Regions from separate parts of the Homo sapiens genome. Here region 1 is linked to region 2. A link is a contact called in ENCODE Hi-C or POLR2A ChIA-PET data. All regions are on one chromosome and are shown on one strand. Each heading gives the region's core, a stretch centred on a gene start or an enhancer-like site at or near the end of the contact. The rest is flanking DNA. Distances are from core to core; before and after follow the strand shown. Region 1 overlaps ARID4B (AT-rich interaction domain 4B). Region 2 overlaps TBCE (tubulin folding cofactor E).

The links. Hi-C counts contacts between places; a loop is a spot of excess contacts on that map. ChIA-PET counts read pairs that join two places held with the same protein, here RNA polymerase II (POLR2A). Pooled maps may share reads with other maps.
Region 1: a loop to region 2 is called in a pooled map, with 2.3 times the contacts of the local background. The contact joins two enhancer-like sites. A Hi-C loop is called at or near these places in 3 of 50 pooled maps. POLR2A ChIA-PET finds 5 or more read pairs at or near these places in 8 of 52 experiments (AG04450, BJ, H1 and 4 more).

What each region holds. Positions count from the first base shown.
Region 1 is chr1:235,295,148-235,299,093 of GRCh38, forward strand. The region is part of intron 2 of ARID4B (AT-rich interaction domain 4B); the gene reads right to left. It also overlaps the pseudogene RPL23AP23. Among named protein-coding and RNA genes, the nearest start is that of ARID4B, 31 kb to the right of the region's middle. Within about 2 kb of position 1,789, at least 8 of the 41 ENCODE cell types and tissues checked have a DNase peak (open chromatin) inside an H3K27ac peak, as active enhancers do.
Region 2 is chr1:235,413,202-235,417,195 of GRCh38, forward strand. TBCE (tubulin folding cofactor E) reads left to right here. Exons shown (of 17, transcript NM_003193.5): 4 at 1,232-1,417. Among named protein-coding and RNA genes, the nearest start is that of TBCE, 48 kb to the left of the region's middle. Within about 2 kb of position 2,238, at least 3 of the 41 ENCODE cell types and tissues checked have a DNase peak (open chromatin) inside an H3K27ac peak, as active enhancers do.

The DNA.
Region 1 (3,946 bases), core at 539-3,038, 120 kb before region 2:
GCTAATATGTGTTATATGTATAATATAATGTTAATGTTGTTAGGAACCAACATTTTTAGCATAAGATAAAAAATGATATAGGCCGGGCATAGTGGCTCACGCCTGTAATCCCACCACTTTGGGAGGCTAAGGCAGGTAGATCACTTGAGGTCCAGAGTTCGAGACCGGCCTGGCCAACATGGCAAAACCTGGTCTCTAATAATAATACAAAAATTAGCCAGGCATGGTGGCACGTGCCTGTAATCCCAGCTACTTGGGATGCTAAGGCAGGAGAATTGCTTGAACCTGGGAGGCAGAGGTTGTAGTGAGCCGAGATCATGCCACTGCACTCTAGCCTGCGGGGGGACAAAGCAAGACTCCATCTCAATTTAAAAAAAAAAAAGGCCAGGCACGGAGGCTCACGCCTGTAATCCCAGCACTTTGGGAGGCCAAGGCAGGCGGATCCGGAGGTCAGGAGTTCGAGATCAGCCTGGCCAATATAGTGAAACCCTGACTCTACTAAAAATACAAAAATTAGCCAGGCATGGTGGAGGGTGCCTATAATCCCAGCTACTCGGGAGGCTGAGGCAGGGGAATCGCTTGAACCTGGGAGGTGGAGGTTGCGGTGAGCCAAGATCACGCCACTGCACTCCAGCCTGGACAACAGAGCGAGACTACGTCCCAAAAAAAAAAAAAGACACAACTATAAAAGAAGTTACATGGCTGTACTCATCAAGAAGGCATCACAGGCAAAGAGGGAAGCCCCTGCTCTCCCAACGTCAAAGCCAAACCAAAGGCTCTAAAGGCCAAAACAGCAGTGCTGAAAGGTATCCGTATCCACAGCCACACAAAAAAGAGAAGATCTTCACGTCACCCACCTAAGGACAGCCCAAAACACTGCTGCTGTTCTGGAGGCAGCCCAAATATCCTTGGAAGACTGGTCCAGTCCAGGAGAAACCAGCTTGACCACTATGCTATCAAGTTTCCCCTGACCACTGAGTCAGCCATGAAAAGAACAGAAAGTCAACAACATTCTTGTGTTCACTGTGGATGTCAAGGCCAACAAATACCAGATCAAACAGGCTAAGAAAAAGCTCTGTGGCACTGACATGGCCAATATCAACACCCTGATCAGGCCTGATGGAAAGAAGGCCCATGTTCTACCGGTTCCTGACTATGATGACGTTGCCAACAAAATTGGGATCATCTAAAGTGAGCCCAGCTGGCTAACACTAAATAGACATATTTTTCACCATAAAATAAATAAATAAATCATAAAATAAGTTAAACAAAACCTCTGTAATTTTTCATGAAAACTGGAAATATCAGTATGAATTGAAAATTTATTCTTCTCTTTTTTTTTGAGACAGGGTCTCACTCTATCACCCAGGCTAGGGTGCAGTGGCACAATCTCAACTCACTGCAGCCTTGACCTCCAGGCTCGGGTGATCTTCCCAAGTAGTTGGGACTATAGGCACACACCACCATGCCTGGCTAATTTTTTTGAGCTTTTTGTAGAGACAGGGTTTTGCCATGTTGCCCAGGCTAGTCTCGAACTCCTGGGCTCAAGTGATCCGCCCACCTCAGCCTCCCAGAGTGCTTAGGTTACAGGAGTGAGCCACCTCACCCAGCCATAATTTACTCTAATTAAAAAAAAAAAAAAGGAGGAAGGAAGGAAGGAAGGAAGGAAGGAAGGAAGGAAGGAAGGAAGGGAGGAAGGAGGGAGGGAAGGAAGGGAGAGAGTACTTCCTGTATCTAAATACTAAAAAACCATAGAAGTCATGACCAACCCAGCAGCAATGAGCACCCTTAACACCCTGATTGTGATCTCTAAAAACCATTTCCCACTTGAGAAAACCAGGGCTACTTGTTCTTTTCTTTTTATATATATATTTGATGTCATTAATGTCTCAGCAACCAGGGTTCCTTAAAGAAATAGCTGATTCCAGATGCGGAGCAGGAAATGTACAAAGTGAACCTGATATCCCTTGTGCCAGAAAGAGAGTAAGTTATTGAAAACCGATGGGACAATATTCAAAAGAACACAGGAACCCATCTGAAGGGGTTCCAACTGGCCAAAGATGAGACAATTGAAACATGAAAAACAGCAACTACAATGGATTAAAACACATCACATACATAAAAATCCCTAACACTAAAAATAATAAAAGAAAGAAGAAAAATTTACTGGTCGTTTTAGTGGGTTCCTAGGACACCAACTCATTATTATAAAAACTGGCAAAACGAGGTGGGAGAGGAATTAAATTTTTATAGCCTCCACTTCTAGATTTTAAAGACAGTAAATACATGAAATAAAAGTTTTCTTTACAAAAGAATTTCAACTAATAAATGTAGGAGTGATATAATTCCAAAATCACCGTTTTGCAATCCTTATATAATGGATCTAGTCAACAATCCTCAGATGCTGCGAAAACCTTTGTGTGAAAGTTGATAAGAACTTTATAAAGGATAGATCAAGCCAACATAATCTAAAACCACTGACCAATCCCAGCAATACTGAAAGTGAACCAACCTCATGATGGTAACTAATAGAAAGAATACAGCACCTCTTATAAACAATGCTCACCAAAAAAAAATACCCTCTAGAACGAATGTTCAGTTTACAGGAAATTACAGGGGTTAAACCAAACCACAAAGATGTAATCAGCCAAACAGAATGTGGGAAATTCTACAGGTTAAATAACAGTTTCTTCATCAAATAAAGGGCATGAAAAGGGTGGAGATTTAAGAGACCATTTAGAACCGTATCTTCCAACTGCAATATGAAGACTTTATTTGGGTCCTAATGTAAACGAACAAATTGCAAAGACATTTTAGAGACAGGCTAATCTGAACATGTTCTTGCTACCAGATGCCATTAAGGAATTAATGTTAATGTTATTCATTGTGACAATGGTATGACAGTTGTACTATGAAAGGAAAGTTCAAGTGTGTCAGAGATACATACCGAAATACATATGGGTGAAATGATATCTGGAATTTGCTTTAAAATGCTACATGGTGAGGGAGAAAGGAGAGAAGAGGGGCAGCAGAGTGAAACAGATAATACCAAGATGGCAAAATATTGGCAACTGGTGATGCTAGGCCATGAATATGTAAAACATCAGTGAACTTTATTTTTGTATGTTGTAAATTTCCATAAAGTTTTAAAGCTGTATCACCAGCATGTTTGTTACCATGAAGTGTATTCGTCTCTAATCATTTATTTTTACTAGTCTCCAGAATTAACACCACTAATTTTCCAAAAATTAGAAAATGTTATGTTTCAACTTATATATTTAGTCTAAAAATCAATTACCGTATTACATTATATATATCCATATATATGAATATAACGTATATTTATATATATCCATATATATGAATATAACGTATATTTATATATATCCATATATATGAATACAATGTATATTTATATATATCCATATATATGAATATAATGTATATTTATATATATCCATATATATGAAAATGACTATCTGCATTATAAAGTCACTGTGCCTATCCACAGTTAAATATTTGTTTAGCAGAATTGTATTTACATATAGCGTTTCATTCTACTTCAATTTTATTTGAGATCTTCATTTTACTTAATTAGAACTCCATATCTCTTTCATCAACACCTAATCACAGTTAATACTACAATCAGAACAATTTAAGTTATAACTCAAGGGGCACAGAGATGGGGAACCAAACCATACTGTTAATGTTTGCCATAAAAGCTGGCTTCAATCCATGCACAGAGGCATTTCATTCATTAAAAACTGCAGTCTCAGCCCAGCACAGTGGCATTTCATTCATTAAAAACTGCAGTCTCAGCCCAGCACAGTGGCATACACCTGTAATCCTCCTGTAAAGCTACTCGGGAGGCAGAGGCAAGAGGATGGCTTGAACCCAGGAGTTCCAAGCCAGCCTAGACAACAAAGTGAGATGCCACGTCAAAAAA
Region 2 (3,994 bases), core at 988-3,487:
CGAAAAGTGTTAGCTGGACATGGTTGCTTGTACCTGTAGTCCTAGCTACGTGGGAGGCTGAAGAGGGAGCATTGCCTGAGCCCTGGGAATTGGAGGCTGCAGTTAGTTATGGTTGTGTCACTGCACTCTCACCGAGGTGACAGAGTGAGACCCCCTTTCTTTAAAAAAAAAAAAAAAAAATTAGGCGTGGTGGCTCACGCCTGTAATCCCAGCACTTTGGGAGGTCAAGGCGGGAGGATCACTTAAGGTCAGAAGTTCAAGACCAGCCTGGCCAACATGGTGAAACCCTGTCTCTCCTAAAAATAGAAAAATTAGCCTGGGTGTAGTGGCACATGCCTGTAGTCCCAGCTAATTGGGAGGCTGAGGCAGGAGAACTGCTTGAACCCAGGAGGTGGAGGTTGCAGTGAGTCAAGATTGCGCCACTGCACTCCAGTCTGGGCAATAGAGTGAGATTCTGTCTCAAAAAAAAAAAAGAAAAAAAGTAATGATCGTAAGCTGAAATAGTGTTTATAATACAATTTTGATCAATTTATAGAGTTCACTGTTTCTTCTTTTTTTTTAAGTGACAAGGTCTCTCTCTGTTACCAAAATAAAAAATAAATAAGTAAATAAATAAATAAATGATTTTGTATATAATCCACCTACGATTTTTTTTTTTTTTTTTTTTTTTTTAGATGGAGTCTTGCTCTGTCACCCAGGCTGGAGTGCAGTGGCATGATCTTGGCTCACTGCAACCTCCACTTCCCGAGTTCAAACAATTCTCCCGCCTTAGCCTCCCTAGTAGCTGGGACTACAGGTGTGCACCACCACGCTGGACTAATTTTTGTATTTTTAGTAGAGATGGGGGTTTCGCCATGTTGGCCAGGCTGGTCTTGAACTCCTGACCTCAGGTGGTCCTCCTGCCTTGGCCTCCCAAAGTGCTGGGATTACAGTCATGAGCCACCGTGCCTGGCCACCCCCATGGATTTAATACTTCTGTTTTTTCTAATGTGAATTGTCAGTTTCATATTACTTGTTAGTTTATTTAAAGGGATTTAACATGCTTGCATAAGATCATAACCCTTTATGGTCAATCATACTGATTATATATTATTTTAGTATGTGATATTCTCTTTTATGCTAATTTTGATTTTTTAGCATGTAGAAATTTTTGAAGACCTTCAGAAAATTGTATTTATGGCCTTTCTTGGTGGGTAATATTTTCTGTGTTTCATTTGCTCTTCTTTACCAGGCACCCGACAGGAGGATCCTTTATTCGTCCGAACAAGGTAAATTTTGGAACAGACTTTCTTACTGCAATTAAGAACCGCTATGTGTTAGAAGATGGACCAGAGGAAGATAGAAAAGAGCAAATTGTTACAATTGGAAATAAACCTGTGGAGACTATCGGTTTTGACTCTATTATGAAACAGCAAAGGTAAGTGGAGTTTATAACGGCAGAGCTGACTTTTATGGTTTTATTAAGGTTCAGAATTGAAATACCCATGACTGTATATGGATGCTCATGACTTTGCTCCTAAACTGGTTTATGGTTCCACAGAAACGGAATCAAAATCTGAGGAATCCAAGAATTATTTAGGGAAATTAAAATTCTTATGTTAGCACAGGATTGGTAGATTTATCCAGTTTGCAATTGAAATATTTATTGGCCCATTATTACTATTCACATCATATTATCTCGTGTTGACTAAGTAACCAAGGCTGACGTTTGGGTTCTTTTCTATTTCATGGTGATGATGGTAAGTTGGGAATGGAAACAGCAGTCTGAATTGTTCCCTATGCCGTGGAGCGTGCTGGTGCCGTCTGTTAATAGTAGGGAGTAGTTCTCACCTCGGGCTGCACATCTTCATCACCTGGGGAGCTGTGGAACATGCGGCATCCTTGGTCCCATCCCAGATCTGCTCAATCACAATTTTGGGATATGGGCTCTAATGCATTTTATTGTATTGTATTGTATTGTATTTTTATTTTTATACAGACAGGATCTTGCTATGTTGCCCAGGCTGGTCTTGAACTCTTGGGCTCAAGTGATCCTTGGCTTCCCAAAGCACTGGGGATTACAGGGATTAAGCACCCGGCCTTAAAATAATGCCCTTTAAAACTGCTGCACAAGAACATTCTCTTTTCTCTGAAACTGTATATTGTGACTTTGTACAAGGAGGCTTTCTAGTCATTCCAGTGAACTGCTTGAATCAAAGAGAGAGAAAGATAGTATTTACACAAAACCAGTCATGGCTGCACAAGAACTGGCCAGGCCTTGCAGCTTCCTACTGTGGTGAGTGACTTGGACGAGGCATCTGGGTAAGGACCCCTGGTGGCCACTGTGAGGATAAATTTGTGGCCACTTGGAGGCCTGCAATATATTTTCTTTCAGTCTCTAAAAGAATTAAGCTATAGTTCTGTCCAAAGTAAATTTCTTTACTATCTTTTGTTATTGTTGTTATTAATAAAAGTGCACATGGGGACAATGTGGAAAATAAATACATTTCTTGGTACATCTACTCTTTAGCATACATGGCCCCCATTAAAAAAAACTCAGAATAAATCAAGAGTTTTAGAAAAAGGAACAAATGGACTGTTCTTTATAAAACAAGATACCTTTATTGTTGAGAATTTAGAAATTACAGATTGAACAAAAAAGTATCATGATTAATGCCACCACTTAGATATAAGTATCGTAAACGGGCTGGGTGCGGTGGCTTATGCTTGTCATCTTAGCACTTTTGGAGGCCGAGGCAGTTGGATCACTTAAGGCCAGGAATTTGAGACTAGCCTGGCCAACATGGTGAAACCCTGTCTCTACTAAAAATACAAACAATTAGCTGGGTGTGGTGGTACGCACCTGTAGTCCCAGCTGCTTGGGAGGCTGAGGCAAGAGAATCGCTTGAACCTGGGAGGTGGACGTTGCAGTGAGCCGAGATCATGCCGCTGCACTCCAGCCTGGGTGACAGAATGAGACTCTGTCTCAAAAAAAAAAAAAAAAAAGAAAAAAAAGACGTAACTATCATGAACAGTTTTTACTGTTTACCCTACTGATTTACTTGGATTTAAAGAACTACATGCTTCATAGGGTTAGAGTTCTTTGCTTTATTTTTTCCCATTTAAAATACAAATAGCCTGGGCAACATGGCAAAACCCTGTCTCTACAAAAAAAATAAATAAATAAATGCAAAAATTAGCTGGGTGTAGTGGTGCGTGCCTATAGTCCCAACTATTTGGGAAGCTGAGGTGGGAAGATCACCTGAACCCAGAAGGTCAAGGCTGCAGTGAGACATGATTGCACCACTGCACTCCAGCCTAGGTGACATAGTGAGACCTTGTCTCAAATGACACACAAACCAAAAAAAAAAAACCCCAAATATTTACATATCTCTTACCCAAAGGAAGCATTTTTTTAATTGGTTAATCTCTTTCTGAGAATATTAACAAATTGCAAATGGATTTTCGTCCCCTAGTTTATGAACAGCTATGTAACTCATGAATTTTTCTGTAAATGACCCTACTACTTGAGTATCATTGCATTTAATCATTAGCTAGTGTCTTTCTTGATTGAAAAGGTAAAATTTTAGAGATTCTGGAGTAATCTCATATGTTGGCTGGAGATTAGTCAATTCAGAAATTATGAGACAGCTTGGTGGAATGCAGCCAGTGTTGGAGTTAGGCTGGGTTCAGCCGCCAGCTAAGGCACTTTTGGCTCTGACAGAAGTTAGAGATAGCTGCTTATTGTTTCTAAGCCTCAGTTTCCTCAGTTACAACATAAAACCTAAGATATAAGTGCTGTTGTGAATAACAAATGAGATCCTACAATTAATGATAGCTGTCAGTTAGGAGTTGAAACCTCTACTTTAAGCCATTGTCTTATCTCATCAATAAAATCCAGCTGACCAGCTTTGAGATCGTACCACTAAGAAGAGACTTACTCAATAAAGGAATCAAAAACAAATTAAAAAATCCATTATGTATGGTTTCTCTTGGAGATGGCTTTGGCTCTGGA